Linked DNA regions of Mus musculus: region 1 is linked to region 2. The links are chromatin loops, found by intact Hi-C in ENCODE. Cell type or tissue: heart. All regions are shown on one strand. Links, peaks and the distances in the headings refer to the core of each region. The heading gives the core; the rest is flanking DNA.

What was found. A loop is a pair of places that touch in the nucleus more often than their neighbours do. Peaks named below come from ENCODE experiments on the same cell type or tissue, not always from the same donor. Only the 100,000 strongest peaks of a DNase experiment are listed, where the experiment ranks them.
Region 1: a loop joins it to region 2, with 2.2 times the contacts of the local background. A loop is called at or near these places in 1 of 42 quality-filtered maps.

What each region holds. Positions count from the first base shown.
Region 1 is chr10:91,113,937-91,130,341 of GRCm38, reverse strand. It overlaps Slc25a3 (solute carrier family 25 (mitochondrial carrier, phosphate carrier), member 3), which reads left to right and starts at 6,375. Exons shown (of 8, transcript NM_133668.4): 1 at 6,375-6,426; 2 at 6,636-6,784; 3 at 8,299-8,420; 4 at 10,636-10,815; 5 at 11,462-11,643; 6 at 12,126-12,298; 7 at 13,019-13,129; 8 at 13,218-13,768. The coding sequence starts at 6,640. The coding sequence ends at 13,378. It overlaps Gm24119 (a small nucleolar RNA gene), which reads left to right and starts at 11,806; the gene lies at 11,806-12,051. In heart, for the core only: no CTCF peak of the experiment used is centred there; DNase peaks (open chromatin) are centred at 3,551, 5,701 and 6,291; H3K4me3 peaks cover 3,508 bases; H3K27ac peaks cover 3,429 bases.
Region 2 is chr10:91,179,360-91,195,764 of GRCm38, reverse strand. n-TWcca2 (a tRNA gene) reads left to right here and starts at 14,282; the gene lies at 14,282-14,353. It overlaps n-TDgtc16 (a tRNA gene), which reads left to right and starts at 13,597; the gene lies at 13,597-13,668. It also overlaps a transcript of Tmpo not described here. In heart, for the core only: CTCF peaks have their summits at 7,673 (motif pointing right) and 10,652 (motif pointing right); a DNase peak (open chromatin) is centred at 7,684; H3K4me3 peaks cover 1,271 bases; H3K27ac peaks cover 2,093 bases.

The DNA of each region.
Region 1 (16,405 bases), core at 2,878-10,877, 65 kb after region 2:
CACTGAGCCATCTCTCCAGCCCCAATTTCTTGATTTTTCAATTTGCATGGGATTACCTATGGGATACACCATTTTAAGAATCTTTGAGGGTGTGGCTGGAGAGATGGCTCAGTGGTTAAGAGCACTGACTGCTCTTCTGAAGGTTCTGAGTTCAAATACCAGCAACCACATGGTAGCTCACAACCATCTGTTAAGAGATCTGACTCCCTATTTTGGAGTGTCTGAAGACAGCTACAGTATACGTACATATAATAAATAATTAAAAAAAAAAAGAATCTTTGAGGCTACGTACCTCCTAGAAGGATGAACTGGATAAAGGAAACCATCCCACAGAATAGACAGCAACTTCTAGCAGGAGCGAGATAAAAAGAGGGCTGAGGGGAAAACAGTGCTGTTTTTGCCTAACCTCTGCCATTACCTGCTGGTGAGTGCATCCACTCTATTGCTGCTGCTGCTGCCGCCACCACTGCCACCATCCATCACTGACATGGTAACCTAGTTTCCTTGGGTTTCAATTGATGAATGAACAGAAATTCTCCAGGAATTGTCCAGTTCCTTCAGTGCCAGACTGGGATTGTTGAGGCATCCAGTCTCAGTGCACAAACTGAGCAAGCTACTGGGATACACAGCCATTGTTGGCCTTCCCAGCCCGTGCATTGTAAGCCAATCTAAAGTTGCCTTTGTAAAATATATTTATTCTGGGCTGGAGAGATGGCTCAATAGTTAAGAGCATTGACTGCACTTCTAGAGGTCCTGCGTTCAATTTCCAGCAACCACATGGTGGCTCATAACCATCTGTAATGGGATCTGATGCCCTCTTCTGATGTGTCTGAAAACAGCTACAGTGTACTCACATACTTAAAAGAAAGAAAGAAAGAAACAAACAAACAAACAAATAAATTTTAAAACAAAAAAGAAATCCTCCATTTAAAAATATGTAATTTTTTTTTTTTCGAGACAGGGTTTCTCTGTATAGCCCTGGCTGTCCTGGAACTCACTTTGTAGACCAGGCTGGCCTCTAACTCAAAAGTCCGCCTGCCTCTGCCTCCCGAAAATTATAATTAAAAAATATTTATTCTGTTGGTTCTGTTGTAGTAGATAACTAGGCTAATGCACACCTGGTGCTTCCCAAATTGACCTGTATTCCTTTACTAGTTTGGCTATTCAATGAAGAAGAGGGGGGAAAAAAACCATCCAAACATATTATCAGATGCTATCTCTAGATTGGCATCAATTCCTTAGAGACCCACAAAGCCATGGAGATAACCAGCCTCAAGGGAGACTTTGGAAGTCTGGAATCAGTAGTCTATGGTTGAAGTCTGTCTCACCCCACTAACCTTGTGGTATTTCTCCAGTTCTAAAATGCACATTTGGAATGTGTGAACTCAGCATTGGCACAGTCGCCACACTGAGACTCTGGTCTGTGGGACATGGGATATTATCATATGAAAGAGCCAGAGGAAGTTTCTAGAAATCCTGAAATATTAAGCCAAAGCAATGCCACATTCCTGCAGATATCAGGAGATTAATGCCATGGTCAAGGACTTTTTATTTACTTTTGAGATAAAATTTCTTTGTGTTGCCCTGGTTTTCCTGGAGCTCACTCTGTAGACCATACTGGCCTTGAACTCAGAGATCTGTCTGTCTCTGTCTCCAGAGTGCTAGGATTAAAGATGTGCACCTGGGGCTGGAGAGATGGCTTAGTGGTTAAGAGCACTGACTGCTCTTCCAAAGGTCCTGAGTTCAAATCCCAGCAACCTTGTGGTGGCTCACAACTATCCATAATGAGATCTGACGCTCTCTCCTGGCGTGTTTGAAGAACAGCTACAGTGTACTTACATAAAAATAGTAAATAAATCTTTAAAAAAAAAAAAAGATGTGCACCTGGATAAGAACTTTTTAAAAAGGGTTATCTATCTGTAATTTTTTGTAGATAGTGCTTTTTATGCATGATGTAAGTGCACTCTGTGCATGTTTGATGATTACAAAGTCCAGAAGAGAGCACCAGATCCCAGGAACTGAAGTTACTGATGGTTGTAAGACCCCCCCCATGTGGGGGGGCTGGTGAGATGGCTCAGTGGGTAAGAGCACCCGACTGCTCTTCCGAAGGTCAGGAGTTCAAATCCCAGCAACCACATGGTGGCTCACAACCGTAACGAGATCTGACTCCCTCTTCTGGAGTGTCTGAAGACAGCTACAGTGTACTTACATATATATATTAAAAAAAAAGACCCCATGTGGGTACAAGGAACTGAACTTGGGCCCTCTGTAAGAGCAGCTAGTGATTTTAACCACTAAGTCATCTAATCTATCCACTTCAAGGACTTCAAAGATGCAGGGATAGCCAAGCCTGGCAGCACATGCCTTAAATCCCAGCATTCTAGAGGCTGGGGCAGGTCAATCTCTGCTGAGGCCAGCCTGGCCTACATAATGAGTTTCAGGACTCTCAAGACTACATAGTAAGACCTTGTCTCAAAATACAAAGCAAAAGAACAACAAAACACTAAAGATTCGGGGCTGATGACTCTTACCATGTCCTGTTCAGCTGGACTGTGTTCTGTGGATTACTATAAAGTTAATTGTGTATTCTTTGGTGTTCTGGTTTGCAGATATTAAAATGGTGAATGCTTTTTCCTTCTTCCTGCTAGGAAGGACCTTTAAAAACCCTGTACTTTCACCCTGTAGAGCTAGCTAGCTACGTCATCTTATCACCATCTCTCCTCAGAGCTAATCACTCTCCAGCTGTGTATTATTGTCCTCAATGACCTTGACTACTTCCTCCTTATGGTGACATATTTGTGTGTGATGTGCGTGAGTGTGTGTGTGTGTGTGCAGAAATCAGAGGACAACTTTGTAGACTTGTTTTTTTTTCCTTTCATCTTTCTATGCATTGTGGGAGTTGAACTTGAGCCTTCTGACTTGCACAGTAAGCACCTTTACTTGCTGAGCTATCAAACCAGCCCTGTAACTTCTAGTCGCCTCTTTGGTAAAGCTGCAACTATATTTCCCAGATTTCCTTTCCCTATGTGGTTCTGATCTGAGGTTAAGTATAAGAAAAACCTGTATAGCACTTGGGAAGCAGGAGTGAAACAGCAGCCTTTACCACATGAAGGTCACCTTGTTGACGGAACAGATCAACACACAGCTCTCTCAGCTAGCCCTGGATCTTATCCACCAGCTTCAGGGCCAGATGCGTACGTAGCGACAAGGTGAAGGGCACCAGCTTTATCTGGTGTTGGGAGTAGGGGGCAGAGGTAGGAGTAGATTAGAAAGTAGTTACTATACAATAGGGATCACGTAATAAATCTTCAAAACTTGCTTGTCTACAGGAGATCAAATTATGTGGATGAGGCAGGCAAGTGAGGGCTTAAGACAAAGAGGTGTTTGGGTACTTAGTTATCTGTCATTGCTTTGCTTCCTATATTCTCTTTTGATGAACACGTCCTGAGACTTTTGCCACTCTGGAAGGAAAGAGTGTCACAGGGCTGGAGAGGACTGGACAAGGTTGCTAGGAGACGGCAGGGACTCTGTGACCTTTCTTTGGCCAGTGGAAATTGTTTGTCTGTTAACTCCATCTCGCTGGAAAGCCAGCTCTCAACATACACTACGTCCCACCTGTGTGTCAGGACTTCAGTGAGGTTGCTGTCACATCTGTGGAGAGCCGGACACCACACATCTGTTTAATGGTAGAACTTGTTTGGCCAGCAATCCACCACTCATGAAGAAATAAGTTCTTTCAATGTCCCTTTGAGACCTTTTTAATAAGTAAATGAAAATTTCATCTGTGTTTTCTTTCTTTCTTTCTTTTTTTTTGTTTGTTTGTTTTGGTTTGGTTTGTTTTGGTTTTTTGAGACAGGGTTTCTCTGTATAGCCCTGGCTGTCCCGGAACTCACTTTGTAGACCAGGCTGGCCTCAAACTCAGAAATCTGCCTGCTTCTGCCTCTCAAGTGCTGGGATTAAAGGCATGCGCTACCACTGCCCGGCTCATCTGTGTTTTCTATGTGTATCTTCCTCAGACTTGAAATTTTTATATGTGTGGTTGGGCCTTACTTATAAGGTCCAACTTTTCCTTAATATATACCCACCTATAATTTTAGGTGTTAGCATGTTATATGGAGAAGTTTAGGAGGTTGTTAAAATGACTCAGCAAGTGAAGGTATTTGCCACCAAGCAGTACATGCCGAAGTTTTATCCCCAGGATCCATATGGTAGAGGGAGAAATTCAACTGGAAGCTGTTTCTTTTTTTTTTTTTTTTTAAAGATTTATTTATTATATGTAAGTACATTGTAGCTGTCTTCAGACACTCCAGAAGAGGGAGTCAGATCTCGTTAAGGATGGTTGTGAGCCACCATGTGGTTGCTGGGATTTGAACTCTGGACCTTTGGAAGAGCAGTCAGGTGCTCTTACCCACTGAGCCATCTCACCAGCCCTGGAAGCTGTTTCTTAACCTCTATATGTACACGTGTGTGTGTGTGTGTGTGTGTGTGTGTGTACGTGTGTGTACGCACAAACACAATAATAATAAATAATACTTTGAGAAATGAGAGTTTTAATATTTTGCCTAGATAGTATTTTAAAAACGTATTTTAGAAATTTATTTTGTGTGTGTGTGGTAGGTGTATGTGAACCATGGCAGACACATAGAGATCAGACAATGACTTTTGGGATTCTATGGGCCTGGGGAATGCAGTTTGGCTTCGTAGACTTGGTACAGGCACCTTTCTCTGAGTTATCTCAATGCTCACATCCTTTTCCTATTTTGGTGCTGGGAATTGAACTCACTGCCCCTTGTATCACCAGGCTATGTCTCTAGCCCTGAGATGGTTTGAATGAGAAATGCCCCTGTAGTTAGTCCCTGGTACTAGGTCCCTTGGTAGAGCCCTTTGGGGGAGGTTTGTGGCATTGCTGGAAGCATTATGTACCTGGGGGCCTACTGGCATGTCTGCTGTTTGCTGTCATGCCTCCCCACCATGATGGACTCTTATCCCTCTGGAGGTGTAAGCCAAAATGATGTTTTATCATAGCAGCAGAAATATGGCTAATTTAAACCTCTTCAGTTTTTTATGAAAAATGTTTTATAAATTTCATCTTTAAAGGTTTTTTAAAAAATGGTGGTGGTGGTGGTGGTGGTGGTGGTGGTGGTCTGTGTGTGTGTGTGTGTGTGTGCATGAGTGCAGGTGCCTATAGAGGCCAGAAGATGGTGTCAGATCCCCTGGAGCTAGAATCAAGGTGGGTACTAGGAATCAAGTACCAGACCTCTGAAAGATGTTTTGTAAACATTTTTTTTTTTTTTACATCTTCTTGATGTTTCATAAACTCTAAAAGTATTTCTTCTATCCAGGACCAATTACATAATTTGAAGGACCTAGGGCAAAATGAATGAAAATGTCTTTTGTTTGTAAATGTTAAGAATTTTTAAAGGACACAGCAGAGCACTGACTGCAGAGGTAGACTTAGTATAACTACAATAGTCAATACAGGAGCCAGCTCTAGTGGTGTCTTGGGTTAGATAAAAAGGCTTAATAAAGATGAGATAAACGTCCCAGGAAAATGTTAAACGCAAGAATTACAACAGGTTTGATTGCTTCTAAACTCTCCCTCGTGGAACTTGGCCCCCGCTTGTTGACATCAGAGTGATGATGATCTTGTAAATGTCTGAAGTACACACAGTCCTGTCTTACACGCACACAGTTCATCGGTTACTTTCATGTCAGCGCATGCCTGTGCCTCCAGGAACGAAGCCTTGACTGACTGTTCTCAGGGGCCATGGACATTCTGTGAGGCAGAAGCAGTTTTATGTATTGTATGAGTTCTTCCTGTATATCCTTTCCACCAGAACTTGGTGGAAAATTTAGACATGCCTATGTCAAAAGTCAGTGTGATGGAATTTTTTTCTGAAAAGTCCGATGATGGCAGGAATTCCGATCAAAGATCTTGTAGTGATATCCTAGCTTCCATACCTGAATAACGTATCACTTAAGCATTCATGTCTTTAAAAGTTTATGCCCGCAATCACTTAAAGACATGTAAAAATTCCTGGCGCCAAGGAGAAAACACCGGAAGGTGAAGGGACAGAGTGAGTAGGTCACCTGCCCGTCCAAGGCCAAGACTACACTTTAAAAAAAAAAGGGGAGTGGGGGAGGAGGGCGCTTTGGATCTGCGCCTGCGCAGTAGGAATCCTCCTGCGCACTAGCAGGGCCGGAAGGGCTGGGGTTGGACGTGGGCGGGGATAGGGTTGCTAGGAGGACGCGATGACGTCCAGGTTCTGCGCTCCTCTCCGCAAATGAGAGGCGCGTGGCGCAGTGACGCTCTGCGTGCGTCACGGTGACGCCGCGCGAAGGGCACGGATCTTCGGGCCGGGAGGACATTCGGCCTCTGTGAGCCGCAACCTTGCCCAGCGAGCGGTTGGGTGTTCGCCATCTTAGGCAAGTGAGCGCGACCGGGCCTCGCCGCGGCGCGGAGCCTTGAGTCCCTTGTGGCCGCCGCCTTGGCCGTGGGCCCGGCCGGGCTTGGCGTCCCTGGGGAAGAAGCTGTGACCTCCTCAAGGGCGCAGAGCCGGGCATGTCTCGCGGGGCTCCGGTGACATTGCCCGGCGCCGGGTCTCTCTCACCTCCGCCCTCTGTCTCCCCCGCAGGAGGATGTTCTCGTCCGTAGCGCACCTGGCGCGGGCGAACCCCTTCAACGCGCCACACCTGCAGCTGGTGCACGATGGCCTGTCGGGTCCCCGCAGTCCCCCAGCTCCGCCCCGGCGTTCCCGCCACCTGGCCGCCGCCGCCGTGGAAGGTGAGGTCGCACCCTGCCCTGTGGGAGCGCTGGTTACATGCTGCCCCCCTGCTCTGCCTCCCGAGTCCTGGGCAGGAACTGGAGGTCGGGGAAGGACGCTTCAGCCCTGGACCCGAGGACCGGTCTCTCGCTGACCCTGGGATGGCAACTCTGACACCCTAGGCCGCTGTCGGATCCTTGGCCCTCCCTCAAGGGCGTGGAAGGGCCCAGGCCCAGCGCCACTCAGTGACCTCCGTGTCCCGAAGGGAGTAGAGGCAGAGAGGTGGTAACCAACTTCTTTATCTTCCCCCGTGAGCCCGCTTGGTCAGCCAAGTATACTGGGTAAAATCTCTTTTTAACCACTAGCCAGACACAGTTGCAACTCCATAACGTTTATTTGACTTGCCTTTTTAAAAATTACCTGGAAAACTCTCCTTTGATCTCCTTTCCCAAGTTTTATCTTTTCATTTAATTGTATATGAGGTAATGGGGTTGGGAATCTCTTCCTTTTGTGCTACTGGTTGGTGAAGGAGGTGACTTGCAGATTATATGAGGTGTGCATTCCTTTGAGTTTATGTTTTTGGGATTTGAGCTGGGTGACTCAATAACTGTATGTTTTAAATCCTAGTGGAACATAAGTACAAGAGAAACCCGAAAGCTGAATTATAGGCCTCAAGAGAAACGTTACCTACATTGTGTGTGTAAAACAGAAGTCCCCACCCACACCCCAGTCATTCATGTGCTTCATGCGTCTTAAACGTGATTAGAAAACTCCTTTTCACTATCTCCTATCGTTTTCCTCTGATTTCAAAAGCTAAAGCAAATCTTTGTATGTTTTTGACTGCAGGAACTAGGTATGACTTACTTAGTTCATAAGTGAGTAGTTGGTTAATAGCTGGAGCAAACGTTAAAGTTAGCAAGCTTTGCACATGTTAAGTGCTCTTTTTGATTTTGGGCTGTCCTTGGAGGGTGCTCTTAGTAACTGCCTTTAGTTGAAATTACCAATGCAGGAAGTTTTAGAAAATAGTATCTCACAGATACTAATAATTTTAGTGATCTGATTTGACAGTGACTTTCATGTCATTTACATTATATGAGAACTCATCTTTCTACCTAGTTGTGGCTGGTGGCTAAAGCTGCATACTAGTGATAGTACTATACCAAAAGGAAATAGTTTTTTTTTTTCCTTCCCCTCGACTTCCTTAGTCTCTGAAGAAATAATTGATCTTTTTTCTTCAATCAAACAGAGCAGTATAGCTGTGAATATGGATCTGGCAGATTCTTTCTCCTCTGTGGCCTCGGAGGAATTATTAGCTGTGGCACAACACATACAGCATTGGTTCCTCTAGATCTCATTAAATGCAGAATGCAGGTTTGTGTTGCATGCTGGACTAAAACGTTCTGTTGAAACGTGAGTTGTAAGATATAGACTGCTACTAACAAGCTGTGTGGAAACCTAATTGCCCAGGAGGTAAGTTGATGCACACTAATACGAGTCCATATTAAAATGCACGGTGTGTCTTGTCTTATTACAGAGTACAGTTGTGAATTTGGCTCCATGAAGTATTATGCACTGTGTGGCTTTGGTGGGGTCTTAAGTTGTGGGCTGACACACACTGCTGTTGTTCCCCTGGACTTAGTAAAGTGCCGCATGCAGGTTTGTATTGTTGGCATGAGTGGTTTTATTTATATTTTATTATTTGCTATGATAACATTTTGATTATGTAAGTTATATATGTTATGTGGGTGGGTAGGTGTGGAAATAAATAGACCACTTTTGGGAGTTCTTTACTTAAACCATAGGGAACCCAAGCATAGCACTCAGGTTGACAGGTTTGACAGGCAAGTGTCTGATACTGACCCGCTGTGTCTTGTGTATGTGATTTACCTTACTAATGCAAAGTTGTTTTAAACTAAAGTACAATTATATTACTTCTTATCCCTTTGCTCCCAACAACCCCTCCCATACCTCCACCTCCCACTCTCTCAAATCGATGGTCTCATTTCTTATTATTGTTACATAGGAATTATGCTGGAATCAAGGTCTTAGTATGTGTGCTAGGAGTGCCCTCTACCACTGAGCTACATTTCTAGCTTTGTTTAGTTTTCAAAAGATTTCTACTTCATGTGTAAGGGTGCTTTGCCTGCATGTATGTTTGTGCATCACATGCCTAGTGTCCAAAGAAGAGGGCATCTGCTTCACTAGAAACCGAGTTATAGATGATTGTGAGCCATTATGTGGGTGCTGGGAATCGAACCCAGAACCTCTAGAAGAGCAGCTACTGCTTTTAACTGCTGAGCCATCCCTTCTGCTCCAATTCTGAGCTTTTTGTTTTGTTTTTTCGAGACAGGGTTTCTCTGTATAGCCCTGGCTGTCCTGGAACTCTGTAGACCAGGCCGGCCTTGAACTCAGAAATCCGCCTGCCTCTGCCTCCTGAGTGCTGGGATTAAAGGCGTTCGCCACCACGCTCAGGTTAATTGTTCTGCTCTTACTATAAGTGGATCTTAACTGCTGGCATTCAGTTCTGGCCAGAGGTCTTTTTCAAAGCCTACTAATTCAAGACCCCCAAGTAGTCACTGTATAAGTATTTTTTGTATCAAAGTGGTCAGTCAGTCTTGTGTTATCTCATGTGAACTAACTTCCTGTCCCTAAATATTGAGGCAAAGAACATGTTTATTTCTCAGAAAAGTTCTTGTTGTCTTTATAGGGAAAGTGAGCACTGCCTCTTTTGTGTTTTTATAATTTGAATATCATAATAATTGAAAAAAAGTAATGAAACATTAAAAATTTATTTGTCCCAAACAGGATTAGAAGTCTCCTTACCTAAAAGAGAAAGGAAGTTGAAATATTAGGAGGGAGAGAGGAAGGTGATGTATACCAGCCCTTCTAGTACCGGCAGAGAGTGAGATAAGCTCCCTTACCCACAGTGTTGTTAAACAAATAGATACCAAGTGTAAGTCCTGAAACATGCGTGTCTTTTGGAGTAAATTTAATTTCTGAAGTAAAAGTGATTCTGTACCTCAGAGGAGATGCTGTACCTCTTACAATTGTGTCTAGTTGGGTTATCTGATGTTCACAGTGGTTCGTAGTGCAGTATCATCTACGTAAAGGACTCCGGGATCAGGAATACATACTTATATCTTAAGAGCAATTTTCTTTTTGGAATTACATAGTTTTTTACTGTCCAAGAATTATTATAATTTAAAGGAAGTTAGACCTTGATATAGAAACAGTCCTAAATAGAGCCTGGGAGTGATGGCTCATGCCTGCAGTCTAGCCTCTGGGAGGCAGAGGCAGGAAGATCACTGTGAGTTGGAGACTAGCCTGGACTCCTCCCAGTTTGCCTGGGAAGATTGTTCAGTCTGTAGAGTGTTTGTTATGTAAGCCTGAAGAACTTAGGTGAGACCCTCAGGCACCTGTGTGAAAAGTCGGGCATGGTCATGCACCTGTAACCTGTATAATCCTAGCACTGCCAAGGCGGATAGAGAGGGTCCCCGGAGGTCGCTGGCCAGCTAGGCTGGTAGAGACAGGAACAGTGGTAGAAGAGATTCCAAAGTAAAGGGCAGTTCCCAACATTGACCTCTGGCCTCCACATACATGCTCACAGAAGCATATACACAGGAATATACCACACAAAAAATTTAAAAACATAGGTGTTTAGCTTATATTAAGCTAAGAACTTTCATATACCTTTTGTAGTTAAATTTTAAAACAAAAAAGCACAGTAGTAGAATAAAGTTTTTGTGAAAGGTGTTAGATATTCTTAAATCTTAATTTATAAAACTCATTATAAATAACTTGGCAAATAAAAAAAAACACAACTAAATTAACATAGCTAATTCTTTTATATTGACATTTTCCCATTTTAAAGGTGGACCCTCAGAAGTACAAAGGCATATTTAATGGATTCTCCATTACACTGAAAGAAGATGGCGTTCGTGGTTTGGCTAAAGGATGGGCCCCAACTTTGATTGGCTATTCCATGCAAGGGCTCTGCAAATTCGGCTTTTATGAAGTCTTCAAAGCCTTATATAGCAACATACTTGGTGAGGTATGTGATTTTACTTTGACATTTAGTGTCCCAAGTGTTTGAGAAAGATGTTATGCTTTTTGTTGGGCTTACCTTGTTTTATGGCTGAAGAAATGGCCCTAGAAAGAGTGCAGCATGTCTCAATTCATAAGGCATATTTAGCAATAGCAAAGACAGGATGAAAAGCAAAGTGTATTTCATAAGATTCTAGCTTCTCAATGTACTATGTTATTTCTAAGTAAGTATGGGTGGTGTGTGTGTTAGTGTAAGAGAAGAGTCTGGGGTTTCTCTTATGTAGTATAGGATTACTGTATGTGTCCCATCTATATTCAGAGTATATACCTTGTATTAGTTATGAGGTTGAGAGACAATATAAACTTAATTCTGACACAGTGTTATTCATGGACTGTGTAATAAGAGTAGTTCAGACAAGTCAGGCAGGGTATAATGTGCATCTGTTTCCTAGCATTTGGGTATATTGTGATTTTTGTAGCCAGATTGTCCCATATAACAAGGCTAGACTAGGATAGACTGATGAAGTTAGATCTTAAACCAGAAAGGGGGAGAGGAGTAATTTTAGAGTCTCTGAAATCACATTGTCATAGAAAGTTAGATTGAGATGGCCACGTGACAGCGGTTTATATCTGTTCTGTATATTGTCTTTTAGGAAAACACCTACCTGTGGCGCACATCACTGTATTTAGCTTCTTCTGCCAGTGCTGAATTCTTCGCTGACATTGCCCTGGCTCCTATGGAAGCTGCTAAAGTTCGAATTCAAACCCAGCCTGGTTATGCCAACACCTTGAGGGAAGCTGTTCCCAAAATGTATAAAGAGGAAGGCTTAAATGCGTAAGTGCGTATTCTCCTAAAACGAGTCACTGGGGAGAACCTAAAATCAAGTCCTGTCTGTCTGTCTGTCTGAAAATGATACTTGTCTAAGTATCTATTGACTCAGGAGGATGGGCTTGTTAGGACATTTCTGCTATACACAGTTTGCATGTTTCAGATGCCAACATGCTTCCTTAGATCCACCTTTGTGGATGGGTCTTGGACTGAGTTCTACCTGTAAACTTCTTGTTTCTTGTGGTTCCAGTCCAAGAAACGTCCAGCAACTTTGTTGGTTGTATAGTCGAAGGTGCTTGAGTCATTGGCATGTGAGACTAATATACCTGCATGCTAGTCTTCAGGTTCTGATGGAAGTGACATGCGTGATGCTGTCATGTGTTACTGTCAGGACTCGACTGGTGTGCGGACACGTCTGTGGATGGTGAAAGAAAATCTCTGCTAAATCAGTTTAGGCACCTGTTTAAGTTAGTGTGCTAATTTCCTAGGTTCTACAAGGGCGTTGCTCCTCTGTGGATGAGACAGATCCCGTACACCATGATGAAGTTCGCCTGCTTTGAACGTACTGTTGAAGCTTTGTACAAATTTGTGGTTCCTAAGCCCCGAAGTGAATGTACAAAGGCAGAGCAGCTGGTTGTGACATTTGTGGCAGGTTACATAGGTATGACCTGTCTGTCCATGTATATATCTACCTTCAGGGTCTCACTTTATAACCCTGGCTGTCTTAGAACTTACTATGTAGGCCAGGATCCACTTGCCTCTGTCTCCCAAGTTAGGGGATTGGAGGTATGTATCACTACACCCTGGCTGGTATGAATTATTATTTTTTTAATATTTTTTATTATTACGTATTTTCCTCAATTACATTTAGAATGCTATCCCAAAAGTACCCCATACCCTCCCCCCCTGGTATGAATTATTTAGAACACATCATGAAATTATATGCAAATTATATCACTTCCATTGTTGGCCCCTTTGTGAAGGAAAATTTCCAAAGATTTGGGAGCACTTTTATCTGCCTGTTTTTATGTTCTGCCAGATTCTACATACTCTTAATTATTTCCAAAAAATCTTTTTCTATAGTTACCATTATTATTATTCATGTTACTGTCATGCTTGAAAATGCATCTGTAACTCCACTTCCAGGAGATATGGCTCCCTTTTCTGATCTTTGGGCATACAAGGCATGCATGTGGTGCACATACATGCATGCAGGGAAGACACTCATGCATATAGAGTGAGTGAATCTAAATGTAAATGTTTTGGATAATAAGCTAAAGCCAGTGTGGTGGTACATGCTCGTAATCCTAGCACTGGGAGGCTGAGGAAGGAGTTCTACTTGGAGGTATCTTGATTTTTTTTTCCCTTCCCTTTCCCCCAGCTGGAGTCTTCTGTGCGATCGTCTCCCACCCTGCTGACTCTGTGGTCTCTGTGCTGAATAAAGAGAAAGGCAGCACCGCGTCTCAGGTCCTGCAGAGGCTGGGCTTCAGAGGTGAGTCAGGCTCCCCTGAGACAGCAGCTCACTGTGCGCGTGGGGAGGTAGGTGGCGCTCGGGCACTCATGTCTCCTCTCTGAACCAGGTGTGTGGAAGGGGCTCTTCGCCCGAATCATCATGATTGGCACTCTGACTGCACTACAGTGGTTCATCTACGACTCTGTGAAGGTCTACTTCAGGCTCCCTCGCCCTCCTCCCCCTGAGATGCCAGAGTCTCTGAAGAAGAAGCTTGGGTTAACTGAGTAGATACATCAAAGTAACATGGACTGAATCTGCTTGTTGATCAGTGTTGAAAGTGCAAAGGAACTTTTATATATTTGACAGTGTAGGAAATGTCTGTTCCTGATATAATTACTGTAGTACCCTTGCTTAAAGCAAGAGTTTCAAACTTAATGCTAAATAAACCCATCTATTCCTGATGTCTATGAGTTTGTTATTTTAAAAACTAGTATTGAAAAAAGATTTAGTCCTAAAACAAAAAGAATAATTAAGGTATTCACCCCAGGAAAAAAGTGTAAACTAAGTAAACCATTGGTGCTATTCCTAAATTGTCCCCTCACTTAAGAAACTCCTGTGTTTAGGAAATAGTCTTGGGTTTTCAAAAACATGGTTTATTAAATATGGATAAACACTGAATTGTAGTTTTATTTTTTTGACAAGCTAATTTTAGTATAGCAAATTTTTGTCTCATGTTCACTTTTTAATGCTAGTGGGCCTATTGGTCTGTGTTTGTAAAAGGGCACCCAGATTAGGCTCATTCTTAAAATGATAGTTAAGGACCAAAGCAGGATTGCTAAAAAGACTAAGGTGACCTACTTTTCACACAACCAGACTGGATGGAATGTCAGCAGTTTGCAGTTTTGTTTTTATTTATTTAGTTTTTTATGGGAAAGGCTGCTAGACAACTGAGCGAAGCTGGAGATGCAGCCTCAGGCATACTCCTGAGGTTTAGCCCAGCTTTTAAAGCTGCACAGATGTTCAGGTTCCTGCTTGTTTATTCAGAAATACAAAGGCCCAGTTTATGTTTCCTGATTTTTGCCTTCAAGTTCTTGCTATTTGGAGAGAGCTAACAATCTCTACATAAGATACACATATAATGTGTGTGTGTGTGTGCGCGCGCGCGCGCGTGTGTGTGTATAAGGGGAGGGTGTCGGGTAATCCAAGAATTCAGGTGATCCTCCTGCCTCAGCTTCCTGGGATTATAGATAAGAGCCACTACAGCTTGTTTCTGCAAGAATTCCAATAGAAATGCTTTCTTTCATTACCAATCTGTTTTCTAAGAACATTGAACCAAGTTTCGTGTTGTACATTTAGTTAGCTGCATGTTAAATGTACACCTGTACTGAAGTTCTAGGGAGGGTTATTAGGTTTGAAATTGTTAGGTGAAACTTTTTGAAGTATCCGTTGAGCTATCTGGGTCTTACATCTTTTCATTTGCCTGGGCTAGAAAGGTTCCCTTCCAGCATATTAAGCATATTATTCTGCATGGTGGTTCCAGGGCAGCTGGGTCTTGAGTAGCTTTTAAGGCTTCCAGTAAAAGCAAGGCTGAAGTTCATTTAGGACTTGACTTTCAGTGGTGGCGCATGCCTTTAATCCCAGCACTTGGGAGGCAGAGGCCAGCCTGGTCTACAGAGTGAGTTCCAGGACAGCCAGGACTGCACTTTGTCTTGACAAAACAAACAAAAAAAAACCAAAAAAACAAAAAAAGAGAGAAAACATCTACTACAAATACCAAATACAAGAAAAAAGAAATTAAACTTTTTGAGGAAGGTTCTCATATACTCTTGGCTGGTCTCTAACTCAGTCTCCTTCCTGAGAGTTATTGCAAGTGTGCATCACCACACCTTGCCTAAGACTGAATTTCTTGTGAGGATGGTAGTTGGACCAAAATGTAAGAACAAGCAGCAGGACTGGAAATAGATTGGTGCAGCCAACCCAAAATAGGTCAGAGACCTAAATCTATTCAGGGTACACAGTTAGCTATCTGTTGCCAAGGCATGGCTATTGCCTATGTAGGATTCAAGTTTTGTTTGTAGGTGTTGGTACAAAGTCTGTTGTTGACAATGACCCACTCCATGTTAAAAAAAAAAATCCAACATGTAGACTTAAATACTTATTAGTGCATTTCGTTATTTAGTTATGGGTACATCTGAAACCAGAAGTTCTCAAACTAGCAGTCCTCCTACCCCTATCTCTTAAGTGCTGGGGTTACAGGCATATACCCACTGAATTTTGGGGGGTGGGTTTTCGCAGAGGCAGGGGTTCAATTTGTCACTTTGGCTTCCCTGGAACTTGCTCTGCAGACCAGGGTGGCCTCAGACTCAGACCCACCTGCCTCTACCTCCTGAGTGCTGGGATTGAAGGTGTACAAAGCCATTTCTAACTGCTGCATAAACGTTTGTTCCTCAATCCAAGCAGAATGTCCACTTCAAATGTATGACTGCAGCTGTGCAATGGTGGCGCAGCACTTAAGACATAGGGGTAGGAGGACTGCTAGTTTGAGAACTGGTTTCAGATGTACCCATAACTAAATAACTAAATGTACTAATAAGTATTCACGTCAACATGTTGGATTTTTTTTTTTAACATTTTCTTTACTAACATGTCTAATGTAGACGTGAATAGGACATCCATGAGAGGAGTGCATGAGATTGGCAGTTGAGTTGGGTTCTGTTGGAATTGAAAGACAAATGACTATTTTCCAGACACTTCACATATAGTCATGTCTAAGAGTGATTAAATGTCAAAGGCAGATTTCTATAGGTTGTCTGCTCTGTGACTGGTGCACCCGAATCAAACATAAATAAGTGGCTTTGTGAGTAAATTAAAATTTCAAGAAATGTTTTGGTCATTTTTAATTTTTTTGGTTTTTCAAGACAGGGTTTCTCTGGCTGTCCTGAACTCACTCTGTAGACCAGGCTGTCCTTGAACTCAGAAATCTGCCTGCCTCTGCCTCCCATGTGCTGGGATTAAAGGCGTGCGCCGCCACCGCCACCCAGCTTTGGTCATATTTTAACTGGGCTTATTAACATTTCTGTGGTACTACAGGAGGGTCCAAAATGTGCTGATTTAAGTCAAAGTCTTGCTGTTAACTTGGGAGTTACACAATACTTCCTTACCGTATCACTATGGGTACAAATACCATATCAAGATGTATCACAGTAATGTTTTCTCTGTGACACAGAATCAGTAATTCAAAAATCAAGACAGTCAGACTAAACTTTTTCAGAAAGTTTGTGTTGCTGATAGCATTTAGGTATCAGTCTGTAGAGA
Region 2 (16,405 bases), core at 3,035-11,034:
GAGCATATGAAATCTTACAACACGAAAACAGAATTTAAAAATCAAAATAAAGGCGAGGGTAGAAATGTGTAGAAAAGCCATTGAAAGTACAGCATGAAAACCAGGCTAAGACCGATGGATCCCAGCAGGTCCATGGCCAGATAATCTAAACAAAGCAGAGAGCACCAGCTTCAGGTAGGAACCCTGACTCAATAATAAACAAACAAACAAACAAACAAACAAAAAGTGGAAAGCAGTTGAAGAAGACATCTAGCTTTGACCTCTAGCATCTAAACCTCGCGCGCTCATGCGCACGCGCGCACACACACACACACCAAAAGTACACACACATATCCTACAGAACTTGAAAGGAACTGGGAAAAAGCCCCGCTGTCGAGTTGTAGTCCAGAGTCCTCTCTGCCACTGGCACAGCTGCTTGGGCAGGCAGAACGCAGGGAGTTTGACTGTGCTTACTCCATCCCTGGGCGGATGCCCCGCTGTAGGGAAGCACCCGGGGCACTGCTCTGGGGAGTGTAAAAGGGAAGTCTGAGGTGTGGCAAGGGCTGTGAGCAGAGAATGGGGGTGGGGGTGGGGGGGTACAGGCCGGGGATAATGCCTAGGCCATGGCATGGGAAAGCTCCTGCTTGTCTCTCCAGGATAATTGTCCTCATCTTGGTGGCAGCAGGCTTGCTGGCGGTTGTGGCTGGGATCTCAGAGAGGCCTTCTGTTGAAACTAGGCTGCAGCTCTGTAGGCGAAGACTTTCTTCATTGCTCCCCACAGGAAATCTTGATGAAAAGAGGCAGGCCAGCCGGGCGGTGATGGCCCATGCCTTTAGTCCCAGCACTTGGGAGGCAGAGGCAGGCAGATTTCTGAGTTCCAGGCCAGCCTGGTCTACAGAGTGAGTTCCAGGACAGCCAGGGCTACACAGAGAAACCCTGTCTCAAAACCGAAAAAAAAAAAAGAAAAAAAGAAAAGAGGCAGGGCAGGCCATGGTTCTAAACAGTTTATTGTCATGACATAAAATGAATGCATAAAACTATACCCCACTTCTCAGGGTGGGCCTGAGATTACCCTTTGTAGGGAGGAATGTCTGGGAAGGGAAGCTTACTGGCTAAGCCCTCCAGGCCTCTAGAGGCACCTCATTAGAATGGAGAATTCTGTTTTGGGGCCTATGTGGCTGTGGTCACATCTCTTTTCCTATTGTCTTGGTCTGAGATGTTAGGGATGCCTCACCTACATGTGGAAGGGCTTAGGGTGTTGCCCTTATGTGACTGATGGCCACAAATCTCTGTATGGGGTGGGGTGGGGGGGACTGCGGCTAGGTGACAGGGGCCTGGTGCCAGGAGCAAGCGAAGCTCCTACCATCCCTTAGGGTCACCAGGGCTTCCAGCCTTTGGCTCGACCTTACCAGGCTTCCGCTCACAGTCCACCGCCCCACATCCCACACTCTTAGATTTTTTTTACAGATGTCTACTACATGACTCAAGCTTCACACCTGCCCGATGTCAAAGCAGGATATTCTGTATTTCCATGATTCACCCATAAGCCCAACCCCCAACCCCATTTTCCCAAGTGGGACTTTTGTTTTCTCACAGATCTACTGTGATCCAGAGATGTGCTGAACTTATCTTTTATGTAACTGGGTCAGCAGTGGAGCACGCCTTTAATCCCAGCACTCAGGAGGCAGAGGCAGGCAGATATGTGAGGCCAGCCTGGTCTACAGAGCAAGTTCCTGGACAACCAGGGCTACACAGAGAAAACCTATCTCATAAACCAAACAATACAGTAGTTAAGAAGTTCTATAGGTTGTAAATATACAACAGGCTCAAGGAGTAATTATCAAAGAAATCAGGGGTAACACAGAAGAGGGAAAATGTTAGGACCCCAGCAGAGCGCATGGAGAACTTTCAAGATACGGATGCTGCAAATCTGGGTCACCAGGGCAACAAGTACACAAGTGTTCACTTTAACACCAGCCTTGGAGTTCTGCGTACTTCCGATACAATTGCTCGTGTGTGTTATACTCAACAGATTCTTAACAAACGTTAGTGTCTTATAAGATAAGGCTGTAGGTGCTGGCAGAGATGGTTTGGTGGGTGGGAGCATTTGTTGTTTTTCCAAGGGACCCAAGTTTGAATCCCAGCACCCATATCAGGCAGATCGCAACCACCTGAAGCTTCAGCCTCAGAGGATAAGATGACTCTGGTCTCCTCGGGCATCGTGTGCAAGAACACATACCCACATACAGACATAGACACGAAACCAATAAAAATAAAATTATAAAGTAAGGATGTTTAAGGCATGGGTACTGGCTGGTTTTGTGTGTTGACTTAACACAAGCTGGAGTTATCACAGAAAAAGGAGCCTCCCTTGAGGAAATGCCTCCATGAGATCCAGCTAAGGCATTTTCTCAATTAGTGATCAAGGGTGGGAGGGCCCATGGTGGGTGGTGCCATCCCTGGGATGGTAGTCTATAAGAAAGCAATCTGAGCAAGCCAGGCGAAGCAAGCCAGTAAGCAGCACCTCTCCATGGCCTCTGCATCAGCTCCTGCCTCCAAGTTCCTGCCCTGTGTGAGTTCCAGTCCTGACTTCCTTTGGTGATGAACAGCAGTGTGGAAATGTAAGCTGAATGAACCCTTTCCTCCAGCTTGCTTCTTGGTCATGATGTTTGTGCAGGAATAGAAACCCTGACTAAGACGGCATGTAATTACAAATTAAATTTTTCTCCTGGCTTCTTTGCCATTGATGCCATTCTTCTTTTAATTTATTTTCTTTTTAGACACAGAGTTTTTCTGTGTGGAACTCTGGGTAGGGTTCTTTGTCCTAGAACTTGCTCTGTGGACCAGGCTGGCCTCAGACTCCGAGATCTGCCCGCCTCTGCCTCCAGAGTGCTGGAATTAAAGGTGTGCACCACCACCACCACTCAGTTTGAATGATGTTTTTTGCAACCCTTTGGCATGTTAAAAAGTTCCATAATAAGCAGTCTTTGAAAATCTGGAACATGTTAATAGCTTTCCTTAGAGGAGAAAATATGAAATATTTGGTAAGCATTATATTATCACACCAAAATTAACTCAAGATGGAGGGCTAGGGATGTAACCCAGTGATGGAGTATAGGCCCAACACACAAAAAGCCCTAGATATAATCCCCCGCACCACAAATAAATATGTAAATCACTCCAAAAATTCCATACAGATCAAGATTTACAAAAAAAATAAAAATAAACCCTCAAAACTGAAAGTAAAAGAGGAAAATGGGGGAGATCTAGAAGGAAATAGGAAAAGCACTTCTAAGCATGATACAAGATCTTGAAGCTATTTTTTAAAAAGGCTAAATATAAATTCTTTTTTTAACTTCTGCTTAGTAACACCACCAAACACCAACCCCAAACACATGAAAATCTGGTAACTATCTGCATTCCCACAAATTGATAAGAAAAAGGCCAATATTTGCCTCAGAAAAAAAAAATGGGCAAAGGATAAAAATAAACGGTTCTCAGTAAATAAATTGCATATTGCTTTAAAACATGGAAATATGCTCAAACTTCTCTATTATAAGGGAGATGCAAATTAAAACTTCCAGATTGGCACAGAGAGAAATTTTGATAACACCATGTGGATGAAGGTTAGGGAGACAGATGCTCAGACATATTGCTGGTGGGAGTGTAAACCACCTCATCTCCTGTGGGGAACAACTTGACAGAATCTATCTAAGCCTCAAATGTGTGTTTTGGCAGGCACCGTGAGTTGTATACCCCAAAACCATTCCTTCATATTTGTTGTTAACAGAACCCAATTGCTCAGGTGGCAAGGAGCCAGGCACCCAGCAAGGAATCTATATGCATCGATTAGTTCCCAGCGATGAATCTATGTATCGATTAGTTATACTTCTAAAGCATTCACTGAGTGCTAGGCACTGTTCTGTGCTCCGTTGAAGACACCCAAGGAAGGACACCAAAGCCAAGTTTCCTGACAACCCCACCACATACTGGCTGAGGGGTGGACAAACGGTAACAAAGATATTTTGGGATGTATTTCAAATAATAAATGACAAGATAATTTTTTTTCCTCTGGACTGAGGCTTCTGAGAAGGAACTGAGTGAATGCTACTTTAACGAGAACGAGCGACACAGCATTAACTCGGATTAGTACAGACTAGAAAATACGAGTTCTCCTTCATAGTCCTAAAACAACTACCACGTCAGCCCCATCTCCACTGCTGTTATAAACAAGGCCTTCCATTCTAAAACCACTACGCTGCCAGGGAACCCTGGAAGGGAACCCCGTGCCTGAACTTGCTCCGGAGAAAATTCACCCTACAGATAAACACAAAACTATGCTTAACCTCTTTTTAAAAAGAGGAAGGTTGCATTCTGGCCAGAGAAGCGGGTCCTTCATGTATGTATTACGGCTTCTAGTTTGGTGTTTTTATGCGATTCCTGAATGTGGGAATCAGTGGCTCCCTGCGTCTAAATCTGTTTCTTGTGCCTTTTCCTGGGCTGTTTTCCTTCCGTTTTGTTTGTCTGTTTCCGTCCTAGTCTGTTTTACCTTAATATATTTTATTTTAATATCCCTTAGAAACCTGTTTGGTTTTTTTCGTGTTTTGTTTGTTTGTTTGTTTGTTTGTTTACGATTTTTCAAGACAGGGTCTCCCTGTGTAGTCCTGGAAGTCTCTCTGAGTCCTGCTCTGCAAACCAGGCTGGCCTCGAACTCACAGAGATCTGCCTGCCTCTGCCTCCCAAGAGCCTGGTTGTTTTCTACGGAGAGACAGAAAAGGTCGATCTGGATTGGAGGACAGGTGGGGAGGAACCAGGAAGGGGGAGCCATAATCAGGATATAATATGTGAGAGAATAATCTATTTCCAATAAGAGAAAAAAAAATAAATGCAACTATTAAAAAAAATGAAACAAGTTGCAACAAAGTTACTAAATAGATCTAAATCTTTTGAAAAAGAGTAAGGATGTGAACAGTATCCTTCATAAAGCTTGGGTGACTTTGAGATAGTTACACAGTGTTTACGTCTCTGGGTATAGCCCCCCACTACACACATAAAATGATTAAATTATTTTCATTACTCAAAGGAAAAAGTGAATTATACTATACTTAAAAATAACACAGAGCTCCACATCAGGGGTTCTCAACCTCCCTAATATTGTGACCCTTTGATACAGTTCATGTTGTGGTGACCACCAACCGTAAAATTATTTTGTTGCTACTTCATAACTGTAATTTTGCTACTGTTATAAGTCATAATGTAAATATCTGATACTTGGGATATCTAATGTAAAGCTTGGTTTTTGCTTCATTTTCCCCAGTAACAGGCTGACCAAACAAGGAGAAACCTGCCAGACTCTGGATAAGCCTCCTTGCTGCTAAATGGGTGAATTTGGAAAGTTTGCTGGGGCTGGCTTTCCACTCAAGTGCCAACCTTGAAAACGTGTCTTCATTGCCCGCAGAAATTATATTGTGACCACAAAATGACATTTGTAAAAAGGAGACATTGATGGGTTAAAGGTCAAAAGAAGATTGGGGCATGGTGGCACATGCAATCCCAGCACTCGGGAGGCAGAGGCAGGCGGATTTCTGAGTTCGAGGCCAGCCTGGTCTACAAAGTGAGTTCCAGGACAGCCAGGGCTACACAGAGAAACCCTGTCTTGAAAAAAGGTCAAAAGAAGAGCCAGAAGAATAAGAAGCAGCCTCCTGGTTAGTTCTGGTTGGTATCCCACAAACCTGAGTTAACTGCAAGAACAGAATTGCCGTCACCAACTGGCCTGTGGCACCTCTATGGGGCATTTATTTGATGAATGATTGATATGGAAACGGCCCCCATTGTAGGTGGTACCACTCCTGGGTAGGAGGTCTTCGGTTTCATAAGAAAGCAAGCTGAGCAAGCCAGTAAGCAGAACCCCTCCATGGCCCCTGCATCAGCTCCTTCCTTCCGATTCCTGCCATGAACAGACCATAATTTCTAAGCCAAATAAACTCTTAACTTCCCAAGTTGCTTTTGGTCAAGGCGTTTTATCACAGCCACAAAGAAGCAAACTAAGACAAACTATAATCTTCTGAAGACCTTGGTGAACTGCCAAGCCAACCCTGACGTCAGCCGAGAGAGAACCGCAGAGAAAAGTTTTATCTATGTACCTTTTGGGTACTTTTTTAGTTTCATTATGTCTGTGTTGTGTTGCTTATCCAAAGACAACTACGGTGCCACTTAATTACTATAGTCTTACCTACCAAACATTTAAAGCAAAACCTTACCAGCCAGGAGTGATCCCAGCACTCAGTACTCTTTGATCCCAGCACTCAGGAGGCAGATGCAGGCAGATCTCTGTGAATTCGACACTGGCCCGGTCTAGAGAGCAAGTTTCAGGACAGCCAAACTTTAAAAAGCTTTTTAGATGTATTTACTTTTATCTGATAATGTAAGACTCTGGGGAAACTTAGCTTACCCGGCACCCCTCAGTGAACCATGTGGAGCCAGGATCGATTCAAAAAGCAAGAGGAATTTATTGTTCCAGTGCACTGGGGTCATCCCAGACCGGAAGGAGAGGTGCCCCAGCAACAGGTGAGGTTTTCTATGATTTCCAAGGGTAGAATAGAGCATCAGCAACTAGGCACAATATGATTGGTGGGACAGTGCACCCTTTAAACTGATTGGTCTTTAGAGAATGAGGTGAAAAGGACTTCCCTAGTCTGAAAGTGGGCAACAGTCAGTCCTGCCGAATGTGTCCTCACCCGAAGTTCAGTTCCCACCCTGTGGTCTGAGGAATGTTAATTAGCCTCTCGGTTCCAGGGGGGCAAGTGTTTCATGACCTTCCCAAAGTTCCTAAGCTGACCTTTTCAATATGTTGCCTGGTTTGGGCCAGTGTGTATGTCTGTTAGAACTGGAGTACAGACAGTTGTCTGCCACCACGTGGACACAGGGATTGAACCTGGACCTTCTAGAAGAGTAGTCAGTGCTCTTAACCACTAAGCTCTCTATATATATACTCTACCCCTACCCCTACCCTCACCCTCAAGGAAAATTTAAACAAACAAAAGTCAAGAGAAAAAAAAAATCCTGCTTCTATTCCTACTCCAAATGCACAGCTCAGAAATGTTGCTGGCTTTTAAAAACAGGTTGCAGTGAGGATAGTGGTTCGCGACTCTAATCTTTACACTCGGGAGGCACAGGCAGGAGGATCTTGCTAACCTGGTCTACAGAGAGAGTTCTGGGACAGCCAGGGCTACAAGAGAACCAGGTTACACAGAGAAACCCTGTCTGGGAAAAACAAAAAAGCAAATAAATAGAGAAAAAAGAATTGGTAAAAGAGTGATTTACGTTGGATTTTCTAGACTTTCTTGGTTCTAGTACCCATAATCCTTTGCCAAATGCTTTGAGAACTGTGCTGTTTACTGGTAGGTTTTGTTTTGTGTTTAACATTAGTGGAAATCAAACCCAGAGCTGCTTGGCACATCCCAGCTTCTACAGTTCTCCTAAATATCTGCATCACAGGCACTGTTGTTTTTGTTGTTACTGTTGTTGTTGTTGCTGCTGCTGCTGTTCATTTTAATCCGTATCCACACTTCTAAATTCTGTTGGTATGTGATTCATCCAAGATTCCTGACGTTCTCCTCTCCTTGGGCATCTCGGTTGTGTGAAATGGCCGCGATATTTGTGGATTTTATCTGGTTATACTTCGTTGGGACACCAGAGGGCGCAAGGAGACTCGGCTCTTGTTTTTCTTTAAATCTCAAATCCTGCTGGCTGCGGAGAACAAAAGACCGGGAACACTCGGCTTTGAGACAAAGGGACACCGGGAAAAGCCACCCGCCCAGGGTTGGATTCAATTCCTCACTCGCCTTTGCCCCTTCTTTGCCAGGCTGGGGGCTAGAAAAACAGCTTAAGCTGCGCAATAATGAGGAAACAAGAATCAAAGAATCACAGTAGGAAAAAAACAAAACAAAACCAGAGAGCTAAGGAAGGACACCTGAGCTGTTTGTTTTGCCTCATATTAGTAACCTTAAACTCTTCAGCTCAGGATAATAACAGGTATCTAGTAGAAAATTCGGAAATACAGATCGCACTTTTTTTTTTAAATAAGATCTCAAAGAAACCCTGGACAAACGGCTGAGGTGCCTATTAACATATCAAAGCGGATGCTGGCCGCCTGGTTCTTCCCAGTATCTCTCAGCATCTTTGCTACCTGTTGCAGAGGCCTGGCCTTGCTCTTCTCAGCATTTCTCACCCCTATCCCGGACCCTAAAACCCCTCCAGCACCTGAGCTTCGCTTGCTTCCCTTCTGCTAGCTCCTCTTCCCTATATAACTCAAGACATTTTCGTGCCCTCTTGGTATACTTGGCTCTCTTGGCTCCTGGTACTCTCTCCTGCTCTGTCTCTCTCCTCTCTTTCACTCCCTCTCTCGTTCTTCTCCCTTCTCATGCGTCTCATAATGCGGTCCACTCTGCTGACCCAATTCAGTCCAGACACTTTCAGATACCTCCGGCAGTGCTCTCTCTCCTACCTACAATAAACCTACCTCCACAGCCATACTTGGAAGTAGTCATGTCTTCCCCGCCCCCTCCCCCTTCTTTTTTTCTTTTTTTAATTCAACATTATTCGTCTTTTTCTTTTCTTTCCCGCCCCTTCACCCGCTTTGAGACAGCGTTTCTCTGTGTAGCCCTGTCTGACCTAGAATTTTCAATGTACAAGCAGCTAAAGGTGCGCACCACCACCCGCCTTCCAGATCCGCACATTCTAACAGATTACTTTCTTCCCTTTCAACTTCTCTCGGTATTTATAAATGCATAAAGAGTAAAGCTGCGTGGTATTTTCTGACTACTTTATGGGATTTTGCTTGGTTGTTTATCTTTGTCTGATGGACTCTCCTTTTGTAGCCAAGGCGTCCTGAAAACTCAGACGAGTCTCCTGCCTCAGCCTCTGAGATGCTGGGATTAAAGATGTGAGCCACCACACCAGGCTGATCATGGGTAAACTCTTCTGACAACACTTTGCTGATAAAAGAGAACAAAATCTCAAAAATGCTACAGACAGCTTTTTTTTTTTTCCTTAGACCCTTTTGTTATTGCTTGCTTGCTTACTTGGTTGGTTTTGTTTTTTCCTACTTTTGCTTTGCTTTTAAAAGAAACAAAGAGCACCGGGCGTGCGCCTTTAATCCTAGCATTTGGGAGGCAGAAGCAGGCGGATTTCTGAGTTTGAGGCCAGCCTGGTCTACAGAGTGAGTCCCAGGACAGCCAGAGCTACACAGAGAAACCCTGTCTCGAAAAACAAAAAAATAAAAAATAAAATAAACAAAGTGCAAAGTAGAAGTTATTCTATCCCACCTCCACATACCCAAAATGAATTTGTATTTCCCAACAACTTGAAAACTGACACCACCACTACCACCCCAATCTGTCAGGGGAGAGAGCATGAGTCCCCAGAGTGTGGTAGTAGAGGGTAGAGTGATTGATTTGACTGATTGATTGATTGCTTGATTTAGGTCAGGGTGGGCATCAGGTTTGGGTTGGCTTTGCCTTAAGACTGGACACAAGACAAGAAACGATCAGATCCCCAGAACTAGAGTTACAGACAGTTATGAGCCACTGTGTAGGCTCTGTGAATAGAACCCAGGCCCCTACCCTCTTAACTCCCCATCCCCATGTCCTGAATAAACTCTATTCTATACTATACAAAAAAAAAAGATAAATATATAAACCATCATGTTATATTGCGATGTTAGTTTTTACTGTCAACCTAACACAAATCTAGAGTTATCTGGGAAGAGGGATTCCCAGTTGAAAATTTACCTTGATCAGCTTGTCCTATGGCCCTGAGGAGGAGAGATTTAGGTTAATAATTGATGTGGGAGGGCCTGGCCTACTGTAGGTGGCAACATCCCTAGGAAGGTGGGCCAGTGATGTAGAACCAGCTATGCAGGGAGGCAGAAAGCAATCCAGAAAGCAGTATTTATTCATCCTCGGTTTGTGCTTTAGAGCCTGCCACCAGGTCCTGCCTTGAGCTCCTGCCCTGATTCCCTCAATGAGGAACAATCATTTGGACATGTGAGATAAAACAAGGCCCCCTTCACTGCATTGGTCTTTATCAAAGTGTTTTATCACAGCAAATCTGTCGCAAAACTCCCTACAGTCTCCTCTCAACCCCTTCCACCTTTTGCCTCTTTTCTCTTGTCTATCTTTGCTTCTTTGTCTTTTTTGGCCCAATCTCACTATGCCCCAGGCTTGAAATCTTCCTGCCTCCTGCCTAGGAGTACAGGCTTGCACCACCAAAGCTGCCTCAGAGACTCTAAATCAGCAGTCGGAGCACGCCATTCTCTGCTCACAATTCTGTGAAACCAGCCTTTGATCCCAGAACGAGAGGTGAGGGAAAGAGCAGATGGATTGTAGGTTCAAGACCAGCCTGCTCGACACAGTGAGTTCCAGGACAGCCAGGGCTATGTAGAGAAACCCTGTCTCCAAAAAGTAATTAGTTAACTTCAAAAGCCTCTAATGGCATTTCACTCAGGATGAAAGCCCAAATCCTAGGATGGTTTCTTCAAAGACCCACATGCCCTTGAATCAGTCATATTAACAAGACACACTTAGCTTTTTCACTTTTGTGCAAATAATCACTTTTTTTCTTTAAGATTTATTTATTATATGTGAGTACACTGTAGCTGTCTTCAGATGCACCAGAAGAGGGCGTCAGATCTCATTACCGATGGTTGTGAGCCACCATGTGGTTGCTGGGATTTGAAGTCAGGACTTTCAGAAGAGCAGTCAGTGCTCTTAACCGCTGAGCCATCTCGCCAGCCCAATAATCACTTTTTAAAAGCTCTTTCATTTTCCATTCCATTCGATTTCATACATACATATATAGCATACTTTGGTATTGTCTCCCTCTATTATCCTGTCAAATCCCTACTTTCTTTCTTTCTCTCTTCTTCTCTTTCTTTCTTTCTTCCCCCATTTACACTCCAACACCACCTGCATATTGATTTAGGGTTTGCATAAGCATGGGTGGAGGGCTATTAACTCAGAGAACCCCCGCCCCCATGGCTATACCACTGAGGAATATGAATCTCCTTCCCAGACAGGTGGGGCCTTATGAGCCCCTCCCTGATCCATGATGGAACACAGGCAGCCTCAGTCTGTACCAGCTACATGCGGGTAGTCACAGATGCTGTGAGTTCATCTCCCATCTAAACACAGCATTTCATGACAATCCCCACATCCTCTTCCTCCATGTTCTGGGACGCTCCCCGAGTCTTGGGAAATATTCATATCTTCCTGTTGTCAAGATGTTTGTCTTTTTTTAAAAAACTGTGTGTGTGTGTGTGTGTGTGTGTGTGTGTGTGTAGGGGCATGTCGATTATGAGCTACCCGATGTGGATGCTGGGAAGCAAACTTGGGTCCTTGCTACAGAAATGCGTGCTCTTAACCAGAGTCATTTCTCCAGCCCCAGTACTCCCTTCTTAACCAAGCTTACCTCCATCAATCACACCTATTTAACTAGCCACTCTCTAACTCTATTACTTTCAATTTCTGTTCTTACTGATGTCTAACATGTTGTTATATTGTTTACTGTTTGTCTGTCTGACAGTACAATATAAGCACCATAAGAACAGAATTCAGCCAGGCGTGGTGGTGCATGCCTTTAATCCCAGCACTTGGGAGGCAGAGGCAGGCAGATCTCTGAGTTCGTGGCCAGCCTGGTCTACAGAGTGAGTCCAGGACAGCCAAGGCTACACAGAGAAACCCTATCTCGGAAAAAAAGAAAAAAGCTGGCTGACTAAGCCAGGAAGCAGCATTCTTCCATGGCCTCTGCATCAGTTCTTGCCCTGTTTGAGTCCCTGTCCTGACTTCCTTGTTGATGGACTGCAATATGGAAGTCTTTCCTCCCCAATTTGCTTTTCATCATGGTGTTCCATCGAAGCAATAGAAACCCTAAGACAGTCACTCTGCATAAGGTTCTCTTTCAGCCCTAGTCACCTCTGCTGAGATGAGCATGAGTCCTCTTGTGAGACATGATTACTAACTCTCCAAAATTTGAAGCTTCCAGAATCAAGTGCCATTATGCTATCTGCCCGCACAGAGCACTGAGTGTCCTCTGTCCTGCCAGTTGGCATTTGTAACCTGCGCCTTCTCCCAATGCTGACAGTAAGGAATCTCCCACACCCTGTTCAGGTTAATAATTACCAGCTTTCCCTTTCCATTTTAGGAAGAGAGACAGCAGGTGGTGAGTTGCATGCTCTCTGATCCGAGCTGACTCAGGCTCCTGCTTAGCAGGCCCCAGGGAGTAAGCAGTAACATATGTGTCGGAACACAGGCATAGCTTTGGCAGAGACAGGGTGAAAGCAGGCAGTGGGTGCCTCTTCTCCCATATACAGAGCAGGGCAAACAGGTGATTCATCTGACCTGGGTTCCAGCTTCCCTGTAGCTCTGCCAACTAAAAGACCTAGGGCAAGTCCTTTAAAACTCTCCCAGAAAAGGGCATCACCATAGTTACCACGGGGCCTTTTGGACCTCAGAAGTGTTATTGGAGATTAAGAAGTGGACAGAAGCTACAGGATGGGGGGGAGGGGGGGAGGAAGCAATTTTTGGAGGAAATTTAATAGAGTTAGAGGTGGAAGGAAAAAAGGCCAAAACATACCCCTGAAATTATCATTTCTGTCTATATTAAATAACCCTGGCACCCGATGTTTTTTAGATTACTATGTAACTTACGATCTATAAAAATGCAATAGTTCTTAACACACTGCAAGAATAGGACCCCTTGAGATACACGAGTGAAAGTTCTAATACTGATATTGGAACTGGCTAGCTGGCTCCTACTATAACATAACATAAGGTCTCCCAGGGCATCTAATACAATGTCTGGTACATTGTACGTTCCAAGTATCTCCTGAATCCTTGTCACCCATGTGTGTTTACCTATGGCTGTGTAAATGCTCTTGGTGACAAAGTTAAAACGTTTGTTGTCCTTGTTCCTCCCGGAGGTGGTGGTGGTGGGGGGGAATAGCTCGATCTTATTCATCCTATTCATGAAATGGCTTAGTATATCACGTGTGTTCCTGTTGGTTCTGTTGCTGTATTTTCCACAGCTCTACGTTAATAGATGGCACATCTTTTCTCTTTAAATTCTTTAAATGCAGTATTAGCCATTTAAAGCTTGCTTCTGTTCTTTTTTTAAGTTGTAGACGGGGATATAAGAAAAGTGAAGCGGTCAGTAAATTCAAGAGCACAGATCCTTTTGTGTCATGAACGCTGACGAATCCTTTGAAGGCACTCAGAGTTTCGGAACATCTCTGACCGCACTAGAGAGCTGGCACCTTCACTTGAGCTCCAACTTAAGACGAATGTGTGAGGATCTCAATTCTTTTGCCCTTTGTCACGATCAACTCAAACACAAAAGACTGAAACATTTGGAAAGCTTAGAGTTCTGCTAAGATATTTTCACGTAGTTCATTAACGTTGACTTGGAAGTGTAGTTTGTTCTACAGAGACAGAACCAGAGACATACAACAGCCCATTCCAAGAAGTCCAATTTTGAATCCTCAATCCCCGAGAACTTGGAACCCATGGGGGAGGGGAGAGAAACCTTATCTAATACCTGGAAGAGCTCTTCCCCCACAGCTCCTCGTTAGTATAGTGGTTAGTATCCCCGCCTGTCACGCGGGAGACCGGGGTTCAATTCCCCGACGGGGAGGTTGTGAATTTTTGCTGTCGGCTGGTATCCACGACTTGCTATCTCTGTCAAAAGTGGTCAGGAATCCTTTGTAAACTAAAACCTGCGTCTTTTTCAAAACGATTTCTTTTACGTTTCAACGCCCCCTGTGAGACGAAAACTTGTCTCTTCGAGAGAAAACGCCTAGTGCTTTTGGCTCTGGCAGCGCGGACGCTTGGCGGGGACAAACCCTGGTGATTCGAGCGCCATTTGGCACGGGCCCGCGCGTGCGCAGTGGAATCCCGCCAGATTACAAAGGGAGGTCGCCAGCTCGGCGCGCAGATCGCGTGGGGGAGGGGAGAGGGCGTCTCCGCCCCTAACGGGCGGGGGCGGGACGAACGGAGCGGAAGTGGCTGCCGGAAAGGCGAGGAAGAGCGGGTTTCCTTCGACTCGGCTGAGCGGCTTAGACGGGAACTAGTCTCCCGCCTCCGCAGGTTACCTCCCAACCTAGACGGAGAGCGACAGTCGGGTGCGGAGTGAACCCGCTCCGGTTACGCCAGCTCCCGAGTGACAGGCAGGAAATAGGTGCAGCAGGCAGCCTTTAACCGCCATGTTTTCGGACTCCTAAGAAACCGCGCGAGGCAGAGCCCAGCAGGACCTCGTGGCGCAACGGTAGCGCGTCTGACTCCAGATCAGAAGGCTGCGTGTTCGAATCACGTCGGGGTCATAGTTTTTCGTATTTTTTTTCTTTTTAAATTCACTAGTCTAATGTGAACCGAGATGTGTTCCCGCCACTTTTAAAAAATGCTTTTCGTGCTCTAAAGCTTCCTTCAAAAGTTACCGTACTACTTTAATTGCTGAAAAATAAGGCTTACCAAACATTGTAGCGTCTGAAGGCTAGCTTTAGGCCTTGTAAAGTGAAGTGGTTTGTTTTGTGTGTGTGTGTACACAATGCCTTCAGAACTGGTCTTTCTGCTCTGCCTTAGGCTTCTGAACCCGTTGTGATTTTTCATAGCAATCATACAATAGTTGGGGTACAGACTTTAATACACACAAAAAAACCTTATTTGCCTTTTGAAAACAAGGTCCCATACAATTTATAAAACCGGTTTTGAGCAGCAGAAAACAGTTATATTTTAAGCCACTGGGTGCCAAATGTTGGCGTAAGTGCGGTGAGAGAAACATAAATTGGAATGGAGTTACAGAACAGAGAACAGCTCTGCCCTGGGTCAAGATAGCACGTCACGAGGTGATTCTATCTGCATCAAAAAGGTGAGATTTTTGTTCAAATGAAATATGTCCGGTTTAAGCTAAGATAAAGAAATATTGTGACTCTAGGTGCAAAATGGGAGAAAGGTTAAACACTGAATTGTATATTCAAAAACTTGGTATTGGAGCCCTGACCCACGCCCATCCCCATCTTCTAACTGGGAGTGTGGCCGTTAGGAGACAGGGCTTTTACAGAGTTGATTAAGTCAAACTGAGGTTATTAGATGGAATCCTAATGCAGTCTGACTGGCGGCGTGCTTTTGGACAGGTCTAGGACGTGCGCGCAGAAAGTTGCTCAGCTAGAACAAGAAGGCAGCCACCCTCTAATGAAAACAGTGTTGCCTACTTCTACAGAGAAAGGGAAAGGGCTGGGGAGGTAAATGAGAGGCAGGTCAGACAGGACCTTGTGTCCTTCTGATTCATTCTGAGGGAAATGCAGAGCTCTTACCAGAATTCAAGGCTTTGATTCACGACTTTGACCAGATCACAAAGAACATAAAACATGGCCTGGACTTTTTCTGGACTGCACCCTGAGAATAAGAGAAGATAAAGCTGGAGGTCTGGTTTACCATACAAGTTAAGAGGACTGAATAAAGCCCAGAATAGCAAAATACCATCTAGGCCATAAAGTAGCAGTGTTCTGTTTTCTGTTGTGGTTGTGTTGCTGTAATAAAACGCTCTGACTGAAAGCAATTTGGGGAAGGAAAGGGTTTATTTCAACTTACAACTTACAGTCAGTGATTGGGGAAAATCAGGGCAGGAACTCAAGGGAGGAACTTGAAGCAAAACTACAGAGAAACGCTGCTTGCTGGAGTCCTCAGGTTCATGCTTAGATTTCTTACACAGCCCAGGACCACCTGCCTAGGGAATGGAACCACCAACAGTGGGCCTGGGCTGCCCTCAATCCCTTACCAAGGTAGTTCATCCCAGCCAGTTCCATAGGCTAGTGTGATTCAGGCAGTTCCTCACTGGGTGAGACTCTCCTCTCAGATGATTCTAGGCTTTGTGGAATTGACAAAGCTAACTTGGCAATGTATGTACCTGACTACTTTTGTTTGCTTGCTTGCTTGCTTGTTTGTTTGTTTGTTTGAGACAGGATCACACTGTGGCTCTGGCTATCTTGGAACTAACTCTCTGTGTAGACCAGGCTGGCCTCAAACTCACATATCTACCTGCCTATGCCTCCAGAATGCTGGGATTAAAGGGATGTGCCACACTTGGCCAATTATTCTCCTCTGCTAAAATTTCCACTCAACAGTCGCAGCTGTCCCGTCCCCGTCCCCGTCCCCCCCCCCCCCCCGTCCCCCACAAAAGTTGGGTCTGTGTAGTTTCTTAGAATGGCTAATTGGATGATAGTATAATTTTTAATTTAGAGCAATCTAACACTGCTTTTTTGTTTTGTTTTTTGGGTTTTGGCTTTTTCGAGACAGAGTTTCTCTGTGTAGCCCTGGCTGTCCTGGAACTCACTTTGTAGACCAGGCTGGCCTCGAACTCAGAAATCCGCCTGCCT